2 separate regions of the Homo sapiens genome follow, and region 1 is linked to region 2. Evidence: read pairs that join two places in POLR2A ChIA-PET (ENCODE). Cell type or tissue: IMR-90. All regions are shown on one strand. Each heading gives the region's core, and the rest is flanking DNA. Links, peaks and the distances in the headings are about the cores only. Region 1 has its middle 370 kb from the start of SPATA31D1. Region 2 overlaps LOC105376105 (a long non-coding RNA gene).

Evidence for each region. ChIA-PET counts read pairs that join two places held together with the same protein. Peaks named below come from ENCODE experiments on the same cell type or tissue, not always from the same donor. Only the 100,000 strongest peaks of a DNase experiment are listed, where the experiment ranks them.
Region 1: POLR2A ChIA-PET joins it to region 2 with 5 read pairs; 1 of 35 experiments calls an interaction of 5 or more read pairs at or near these places.

What each region holds. Positions count from the first base shown.
Region 1 is chr9:82,353,782-82,359,164 of GRCh38, forward strand. It overlaps a transcript of LOC105376107 not described here. Among named protein-coding and RNA genes, the nearest start is that of SPATA31D1, 370 kb to the left of the region's middle. In IMR-90, for the core only: no CTCF peak of the experiment used is centred there; a DNase peak (open chromatin) is centred at 660; H3K27ac peaks cover 141 bases.
Region 2 is chr9:81,896,619-81,902,001 of GRCh38, forward strand. All of the region lies in intron 5 of LOC105376105 (a long non-coding RNA gene), which reads right to left. Among named protein-coding and RNA genes, the nearest start is that of SPATA31D4, 29 kb to the right of the region's middle. In IMR-90, for the core only: no CTCF peak of the experiment used is centred there; a DNase peak (open chromatin) is centred at 2,493; H3K27ac peaks cover 210 bases.

The sequences.
Region 1 (5,383 bases), core at 334-5,333, 460 kb after region 2:
CCTGTTCTGGCATTTACATGCCCCTCCCTGAAACAAAGCAGAGGATTCTGGTTTGAGCAACGTTTTCCTTCCTTTCCTCCCTACCCTTCCTCACCCTACCTTTTGTGAAGGTTGTGAATCAGTTTTTCATAAGAAGTCTAGAAGCCTTGTGAGAGTGAAGAGACTCCAACCCCAGCTGTTTCTCCTTAAGATTCAACATTAGAGAAATTTGGAAGGAACCACAGTGTTCCTGACTGAGACCTCTTGGTGGGAAAGGAACATGACAATGATAGATGAGAACATACAGTGAGAGATAGGAAGTTGGGGCTTCCCGAAGTTTCCAAAAGGATCTAAGACAGGTCTGTCTTTGCCAGACCCTGTACTGAGCCTTCATATGGTCCCAGCCGTGGCCAGCCTAGTTCTGACATCGCGACTGGGCAACAGTGGGATGGCTCAGCGTTTGAAATGAGTGGTGACCTCCATGGTGGCCTCAGGATCTAAATGTACAAGGGCTTCACTGTAGCTGTGGACCCTTGTCCAGTGTCTGCAGACCCTGAAGTGACAATGCCAACAGTGCTGCCTCTGACTCATGGTTCTCTCACATTTAGAAGAGTCATCGAAGTCCTTTGGTCTACATCATTGTGATTGAGGGGATATGGGATACCAAACTGCCTGCCCACACAGGCTTCTGGGGTTTTACATGATTCATTAGAATAATAAAAAGGATGTGGCTACGTTTATACCTCCAGGCTGGTGAAGTAAGTCACTATTACTCAAGCATTCTTCATGTTATTACAAACATTAATGCCTGCCTAGCCATGTACTGAGAGAGTGTACTATATTTTATTTTCTAATTTCTCCTTTATTGGAAATTTAACTCTTTTGCATGAGACATTTCTGGTAGAACCTAGTATTTGTTTTAGCACTATTAGTGTAATAGTAGTAGGCATATATTTTCTAGTTGCTAAAAATATGCAGCTCCAAACATTATTTTTTGGGGTGTGAAGTTAACTTCCTTCTCTTGTATTTGAGGGGCATTAGGGGGTTTTGTCAAGAGTGGGGCATGAGGGAGAGGAGGCTCAGAGAACTAAGAGTGTACACCATGCTTGCTGGTCCCGGGTTCTCAAAGGCATCTTTGACCAGAAGGGGGGTCAAGGATAGTACTATCTGTTGGGAGGAAGCCACACATCCAGTGGATGTAAAAGAGCATGACTGTCCCCAGTGAGACCCTAGTAATAAGCAGGGCATGGCACATGGTAGGTGCTTGGTACTTACTCTTTTTTAATTTTTGGATGGTTGAATATTTCCACTAAGCATTCAGAGAACAGATTATAAACCTATGTAAGCATTCCAGAATTATAAGATTAGACTTGCATAAAGTTGCCATGTAATTTAAAAAATGCTCTTTAACCTATGGAAAGGTTTTTTTTTTCCATGAAAAAATTGGTAATGATATGTACACTAATCTATATAAAGAGCATAAGATTATAATACAAATAAATCCATGTGATTCCTTCCCGTGTGATGTTATGTTGTTTCAAGATAATATTTTTCCCCATAGTGGTTATGTGATCTTCTATATCTGGATGTAAACAACAACAATAACAACAAAAAGAAACAAAAAAACACTCATGCCAAAGGAAATAATGACTATAGCTCATGGTGGTGAATGATACTTTGGGGGAGATAGGAAACTACCTTAGACCTGTACTTCTGAGTGCACATTATTACTTTTGCTTGATTTCCCTCTAACTTCTATTTATTTGAGAACCATGATCAAATGAGACCACAGGCACCACTTTCAATTACAGAGATTAAGGAAATATAGCATGAGTTTTGTTTTGTTTTATTTTTCTAGAGGACATTTGCCCTATATTCTTGGAAAATGGCAGCCTGTGGAATAATTTGTCTGGTCAGGCCCCAGCTACTTTGCCTTGAAAGGGGAACCCATTAGGAGTAGCTGCCTTACAAATCCTGGCTCTGAGTCCATCTTTTAAAATTTCAGTTTATTTTTATTTTTTAAAAATTTTGTTTTTCCTATTTATTTGTTTATTTTTGAGACAGGGTCTCACTCTGTGGCTCAGGTCAGAGTGCAGTGGTGCAATCACAGCTCACTGTAGCCTCAACCTCCCAGGCTCAAGTGATCCTGTCACCTCAGCCCCTGAATAGCTGGGTCTACAGGTGTGTGCCATCATGTTGGCACACGTTGGCTAATTTTTAAATTTTTTTGTACAGACTGTGTTGCCCAGGCTGATCCCAAACTCCTGGGCTCAAGCAGTCCTTTCACCTCAGTTTCCCAAGTAGCTGGGATTACAGGCACACGCCACCATGCCCAGCTGTATTTTTTTATTGATTTACATTTTTTTTTGTAGACACCAGAAAATAAATTTTCTTCCACAACATAGAGATTGGATTTAAAAGTTCTTTTTTTGCTTTTTTTTTTAGATGTTTAAAGGAAACTGATTAAACAATGAGATAAAGCTCTAGACATAAGATAAATGGTAATAAAAACAGTATCTTAAAAGGGATTAGTTATCTGCAATCAACAGAGCGCATTTAACGTATATTATCACATTTGAATCAGAGAACAGCCCCCTGAAGCCAGGTGGGGAAGCATTTTGCTCCTCTTTTCATAGTGGAAGGAACTGACACTCAAAAAATTTAGGGGTTGTGTCCATGACAATAGAAGTTGTAACTGCAGATTAGAGTTCCAGTTTTCTCACTCCCCTTTCTGCCTTTTTTTCCCCACTTCACCATGTTGCTGTTGAAGGTGCCAGAGTCTTGGAATTTTTATGTCTTTTTCTCAAGAGTCATTCATAGTCCCAGAATATCTTTGCAAGGGAAATGAATGACCCTTCTGAAATTTAGAGCCACTCACATATTTATGTCATCAGTATAGCTCCATTTACAAACTCTTACAAATAACATGAAAGCTTGAGGCATTCCTTTTATTTTATTTTTCTCTTCCTTTCTGTCTTATACATGTCCAGAGGCACTCTTTTTGGTGTCATTTCCTAAGGGAAAAGAACATAGAAATTCTTGTTCTTCCTCAAAGCTGATAAATAATCTGGCAGCTTTTTATTTAAATTAAAAAAAAATGCTTTCTGTAGACTTGATCGGTTATGCCAAATTTCTCTCATAAGTTTTGGAGAGATTTTAAAGTTTTCTTTTATATTTTCTGGGCACAAGTCTTCTTGACAGAAAATTGCAACAAGAAAAAGGTCTGTTCCCTTTTGGAATACTTTCCACACGGAAGGCTTGGGAGGAAAGTTGCAACATATGTTAGAGACCCTATCTCTAGGAGCTGGGCCAGAAGAGACAGCATGAAACAGGGAAAGGTGATTCTCTGTGCTTTCAAGCTTCAGTTCCCTTTTTAAAGAACTCCATTCTCCTGGCCAGGAAAAGGAAATAGAATGGGTTCTGAAGCAGATGCTGCTCAGACTTGCTGGTTATCAGAGAAGGAGTGAGAAGGCAAAGGAGAAAAAATCACTGTATGTGTGTGCTCACTTGTGTGTGCTCACTTATGTGTGCATGCAGGGATGAGAGGGTGTCAAAACTTGGGAAACCAGTACAATCTCCAAAACAAGGCATCTTTTGAATTTTAAGTAAAAATTAAGGGCCAGGCACAGCGGTTCATGTAATCCCAAGCACTTTGGGAGGCCAAGGCGGGCAGATCACTTGAGGTCAGGAGTTTGAGACCAGCCAACAAGGTGAAACCCCATCTCTACTACAAAAAAAAAAAAAAATACAAAAATTAGTCCAGTGTGGTGGCACATGCCTGTAGTCCCAGCTACTTGGGGAGCCTGAGGCAAGAGAATCGCTTGAATTGGGAGGCGGAAGTTGTAGTGAGCTGAGATCCAGCCACCTCACTCCAGCCTGGGAGACTGAGCAAAACTCTGTCTCCAAAAAAAAAAAAAATTAAGGAAAGGAAAATGAGGATATCTTTAGAGCAAGAATCAGCAAACTTCTTCTGTAAAACACCAGATAATAAATATTTTTCATTTTGTGGACCATATAGTCTGTCTCAAATATTTAATTCTGACGTAGCACAAAAGCAACCTTATTTTAGGGACACCAAAATTTGAATTTTATATAATGTTCAAATGTCAGGAAATATTTTTGTTTTGATTTTTTTTCTCCCAACTGTTTAAAAATGCGAAAGCCATTTTCAATTGGGCTGTGAGCTGTACAAAAGCAAGCAGTGGACTGGTTTGGCCTCTGGGTTTGCCTAACCCTGTTCTAGAGGAAAGATGAGGCTAGCATGGTGTGGTGTGAAAATGTGAAGTAATTATTTTTTATTATTCTTATATGAAGTAGCAACTAGATGAGCACATTTCCCCCATGTGCCCCTTAACCGTCTTGCACAAAAATGAAAACAAAAAAAGAAAACATGTTGATTGCAATCTCATCTCTCTGAAATTTACTTAATTCTGAAATTTCTTTTTTTTCTTTTCTTTTTTTTTTTTTTTTTTTTTTTGAGATGGAGTCTTGCTCTGTCACCCAGGCTGGAATGCAGTGGTGCGATCTTGGCTCATTGCAACCTCCGCCTCCTGGGTTCAAGCAGTTCTCTGCCTCAGCCTCCCTAGTAGCTGGGATTACAGGTGCCCGCACCACACCCAGCTAATTTTTGTATTGTAATAGAGATGGGGTTTCACCATGTTGGCCAGGCTGGTCTTGAGCTCCTGACCTCGTGATCCACCCACCTCGGCCTCCCAAAGTGCTGGGATTACAGGTGTGAGCTACTGCACCTGGCCAATTCTGAAATATTCGCAAAAGTCACACCAAAATTTACCATTGATTGGAAGTTTAGTTGCCTAGCCAGCTTTATATTTAAGGCCTATAGACTTTAACTAATTTAGAGAAATCTGAAGACTAAAGGAAGAATGTCTGATTTTAAAGTAGTACTGTGTTTATTTGAAGGAACCATCCCCCCTTCCTCCTCTGATGGAATTATCCCGAGAATCCATATTAAACATCACTGTGTTAATTTTCTGCTCTACAATACAACACAACTGTCACATGATACTAAAAACATGGACATGTGTGGAATCAAGTAAAATAATAAGGTGTCAAAATGTCCTGCATATGTGGGGAAAGAACCTATGTTTTTAACTGAATTGTAAAAAAGAAATCACTCATTTTGAAAGGAAATCTTTTCTGATGAGCAGAATATAAGATGACTGTAAGTGCATATCTGTGAATCTTCATTTTCAAGGTATTTTCTCCTTACTTAATGTTCTTACCCTACTCATGTCTGTAACTATGGTACTCAGATTAATTAGGATATGATTTGAAAAGAATGTTGGACTATGACCATAAACACAGACCTTTCCACTTAATCATTGCCGTTAATCCCAGGTATGGCCAATAATGTAGACGTAAACTTGTGGAAGTGAGAGTCATC
Region 2 (5,383 bases), core at 191-5,190:
AATCAACGTAGGTGTCCATCAGTGGTGGACTGGATAAACAAATCACGGCCGTAATCCCAGCACTTCGGGAAGTCAAGGCGGGTGGATCATGAGGTCAGGAGCTCGAGACCAGCCTGGCCAACATAGTGAAACCCTGTCTCTACTAAAAATACAAAAATTAGCTGGGCGTGGTGGTGCACACCTGTAGTCCCAGCTACTTGGGAGGCTGAGGCAGGAGAATCACTTGAACCTGGGAGGCAGAGGTTGTGGTGAGAGATGATGCTACTGCACTCTAGCCTGGGTGACACAGCGAGACTCTGTCTCAAAAAAAAAAAAAAAAAAAAAAAGAAAATGTGGGACATATACACCATGGAATACTATGCAGCCATAAAAAGAAGAAAATCAAGTTCTTTGCAGCAACGTGGATGCAGCTGGAGGCCATTATCCTAAGTGAATTAACACAGAAACAGAAATCCAAATGCTGCAGGTTCTTACCTGTAAGAGGGAGCTGAACACTGGGTACTCATGGACATCAAGATGGGAGCAATAGACACTGGGGACTCCACAAGGAGGGTGGAAGGGATGGGGAAAGGGCTGAAAAACTTCCTGTTGGTTACTATGTTCACTCTCTGGGTGACGGGATCATTTATACCCCACACCTCAGCATCAAGTAATATACCCATGTAACAAAGCAGCACATGTACCCACTGAATCGAAAATAAAAAATGGAAAACAAAAAATAAATAAAACTAAAATAAAGTAAAAGGAAATCTTCTGTAGCTCCTCCAGGAGGAGTTAATTCTTGCCTCTATCTTCTGACACTTTGGATTTCTGTTGTCTAGAATGCAGGGTGCATTGTAATTATTTGTTTTCTTGTCTGTCTCTCTCAGTAGGCAGCATGCGTAGGGACAATGCCTTTATCTTTATATTCCAGTGCCTAGCAGAGTATACAGTGGGAATTTTAGAGATATTTGCTGAGCAAACTTTAGACTTTTAATAACTTTATTAAATGTTACTATCCAATAAAAAGATATGGGTTAATTTTAAAAAGTCATTTGAGAAAGACACATGTACACACATGTTTATAGTAGCACAATTTGCAATTGCAATGATATGAAACCAACCTAAGGGCCTATCAAGAAATGAATGGGTAAAAAAAATGTAGTATATATACACACCATAGAATACTACTTAGCCCTGAAAAAGAATGAAATAATATTTTTTGCAGCATCTTAGATAGAGCTGGAGGCCTTTATTCTAAGTAAAGTAATTCAGGAATGGAAAACTCAATATCATATATTCTCACTTATAAGTGGGAGCTAAGCTATGAGGATGCAAAGGTATCAGAATGATATAATGGACTTTGGGGACTCAGCGGGGAAGGGTTGGAAAAGGGTGAGGGATAAGACTATATATTGGGTACTGTGTACACTACTTTGGGAATGGGTGCACCAAAATCTTAGAAATCACCACTAAAGAACTTATCCATGTAACTAAAAACCACCTGTACCCCTATTGAAATAAAAGCTATTGAAATAAAAATGGGCCAGGTGCGGTGGCTTATGCCTGTAGTCTCAGCACTTTGGGAGGCCGAGGCAGGTGGATCACGAGGTCAGGAGATCGAGACCATCCTGGCTAACACGGTGAAACCCCGTCTCTACTAAAAAATACAGAAAATTAGCCGGGTGTGGTGGCGGGTGCCTGTAGTCCCAGCTACTTGGGAGGCTGAGGCAGGAGAATGACATGAACCTGGGAGGCGGAGCTTGCAGTGAGCCAAGATCCCACCACTGCACTCCAACCTGGGCGACAGAGCGAGACTCCATCTCAAAAAAAAAAAAAAAAAAAAAGAAAGAAACATGAAAACGTTATGTATGGATTAATTTATTTACATAACTATTCATTCATGGGTCCATTTATTTATATGCTAAGCATAAAAGTGGAGAGATGCATATCTTTTACTTAAAAATTTTTTTCTTTTTCTTTTCTTGGGTTATCTTCAGACTGAAGAGAAACAAATATAAAATAATTATATAATGAATGAAAGATTTGCTGTAGTGAAAAGTGCCAAGAAAGATACCCAGTGGGTACAGTGGAAGTATATGGAGTGTGGGGTGAGTGCTGCTGATGAAAAGAAATGGTCTAGGGAAAAGGGGAGTGCAGAGCCTTCCAGGCCCAGGAAAGAGTCTGCTCAAAGGCCCTGAGATAGAAGGGAGCATACTCAGACAGGGAACCGAAAGACAGGGTATCTGGAGCAGAGAGAGCAAGTGGATCTATGTCCAGAAGAAAGGCTGTTTCCCAGAGCACACAGATTCTCACAGGCCCTTTTAGGAAGCTTTGTCTTTATCCTAAATGCAGAGGGAAACCAGTGAAAAGTGGAGTGGTTTTGGTATGTGTATTATTACATTTTTGTGGGAATTACATTGGCCAAATGATAATTTGCTCTATTGTTTATTTTTGTGTTGACTACGCCAGTTTCTTTAGGACAGGAACCATAGCTTACATTTCTTAGAGTTCCCAGCATTTCATACTATACAGTAAGTAGAGTTGGGGAACAAAGAAATGTGTGCTGCCTGTTCTATTTCAGATTCTTGAGGGTGAGGTTTTATGTAAACACACTTACAAAGAAACTAAGTTGGCTGGGCACTATGGATCATGCCTGTAATCTCAGCAGTTTGGGAGGCTGAAGCAGGTGGATTGCTTGAGCTGTGGAGTTCAAAACCAGCCTGGGCAACATAGCGAAACCTGTCTCTACAAAAAAAAAAAAAAAAAAAAAATCAACAACAAAAATTAGCTGGGTGTAGTGGCACGTGCCTGTAGTTACAGCTACTTGTGAGGCTGAGGCAGGAAGACCACTTGAGCCAGGGAGTTTGAGGCTGCAGTGAGCTATGATTTCACCACTGTACTCCAGCCTGGGTGACAGAGCAAGACCCTGTCTCAAAAAAAAAGAAAAAAAAAAGAACTTAGTTAACCAAGTCCATTGGATAGCTTGCTATGATATGCAATTTGTGTGAAAATGGTGAGAAATGAATATGGTGGATGGACAGCTGGTTATCCATTACTAACTTGATTGAAAAAAACTGTTTCTTAAGTGTTTGGGAAACTAATAGCCAGGGTTAGTTGCGGAAGAGCCTACTTCCTTTGTTCCATTAAGTTATTTTATTGCTCATGATGTTTCAAGTTTTGCCATTACAAAATCATTATTCAGGCCTTGAAAGACTCTTTGGTCTTTAAAAAATCCTCTTTGAAAATATAAGTACCTAATGTCGGGTAAAAGATGTACTAAATTTGTCAGCTGACATCTTTGGGATATTTTGATGGGCTCCAAATATTAAAGATACACACACACACACACACACACACACACACACACACACACTTGGGTTAGAGCAGACACATCTGTGATGTGGAAGTGAAGTTAGTTTGGTGGCCAGAAATGAGTATCATTTTGTGAATATTGGCAATGATTCTGCCATTGACTATCACTGAATCTGTCTGGAATTAGGTTTCACAGTAAAACAGAGTGCTTGTCTCTCTAATCTCCAGGACACTATGAAATTTAATCATATGATGAGGAAAAGTGTGATGAACTTTGGGACGTGAGCTGCTTTGTTATATAAGCTGAGCTGGTGGCACTGTCTACACAAAGCCTTTGTATTTCCTTCCTTCCTTCCTTTCTTCCTTACTCCCTCCCTCCTTCCCTGCTTCCCTCCCTCCCTCCCTCCCTTTCTCCCTTCCTCCGTTCTTCCTCTCCTCTCCTCTCCTCTCTTCTCCTCTCCTCTCCTCCCCTCCCCTCCCCTCTGCTCCCCTCTCCTCTCCTCTCCTCTCCTTTCCTTTTTCTTCCTTCTTTTCACAGTTAATCACAAGCCTTTAATGAGACAGGGCCACAGACCTGATCACTTAACATCTGATATAAGGAAGGGGGAGGTTAAATACATGTGCAGGGTGTCACCGAGCCACAGGCCAGGAGTGTGTTGGATGGGTCTACATGATCCATATGGACTACTAATCACGGGAGTTCCGTGTGGGGGCAGGACCAGGTGGGGTGGGGTATCCCAGTGCCTGCTGCATAGCTCTCTGGGGATCTGGCCTCCTCTCAGCTCAGCAGCCTGCAGGGTTTGCCTGCACCATGACACTCACTGGTTTTATGGCAGGAGGCAGAAGCCACCTTGGACTCTCAAAGTGCTGGGATTACAGGTGTGAGCCATCGTGCCTGGCTGAATGATTTTTTAATAACGACAATTTTAGATTGATTCTCAAAAATACCTGCGTCAATAGGGCAGACTCTGATCTTGGTGCCCTCCAAAGAGTTGCCTGTGTTCTCATTCCAGCAATCCAGGGATGGGAAGAGACCAATGTAACTTTTGCTTTACAAAGAGAATTTTCATACCTAATCTCCCAAAAGTATTTCTAAGGATGCCTCAGTGTCAGGTGCTGGGCAGCATGGCCAAGAAATAGCTAAGCCAGGATGCTGGGGATATTTGCATTCTCCACTCACTCTTCCAGCAGGCAAATTCTGTTTTGCAATTTGTTATTACATGAAAAAAAGGAAGTGTTTGGGAAGCAATGTAGCCTGTATTCTGTACTTTTTCTACCTTTGTTTGAATGCCCTTGGTTGACTTTGCCTACGAATGTAAATTTGAGAAATGACTGGAATGCAATTTTTTAAATTGATGTATTTAATACCTTGTTTGAGTAAGGATTGGAAAGGGCTCAGAAAAAATAATCTTGGGTAGTTTCCTTAATATCCAAGCCAAAGGTGGCAAATATGTAGCAAGTTTATTATCAGTCTGACCCCTTTCCTCCCTTCTCCTACCAGATGTCACTAACAGAGCACTGCATTTTTTTTTTTCAGACAGACCCTCCGAATCCTTAAAATGTGCCCAGATAGCCACCATTATTAGAATTGGCACATGAGGTGCACTTACCTTCCAAAGCTGATCTTTGGAAATACTCCCAAAGTATTTCTAGATGTGAGAATCTTGAGTGATGTGAGTCACGTTTTAGTTGGATTTTCATACGTTTTCAGATAGATTTTAGTTAGATTTTCACAAAAAGCATTACTATCTTAATTGTTTGTGAAGTTCACTTAGGCAAAAATTATGTATTTCAAGGCAACACAAGATAAAACTTGGTGCTTTTTGAGCCCTCCTCTTGGTGCTGGTAGGTTATTTAGGGCCTTGGAAAGGAAGAAATCTCATATTCTGTGTCTAAATTATGTTAAAACTGTGCAGACATCCAGTTTCCAAGGTCCCTGAGAGAAAACACACATACAGACACACACATACACACGTGCATGCAACAATGAATTAAGGAGAAAAGAATTAAACCTATGTTGGCCTCAGTTTCCAATTTGTAAAATGAGAAAGCAGACGGGGTTTCTCAGTCAGACTGGAAAGTTCTCCAA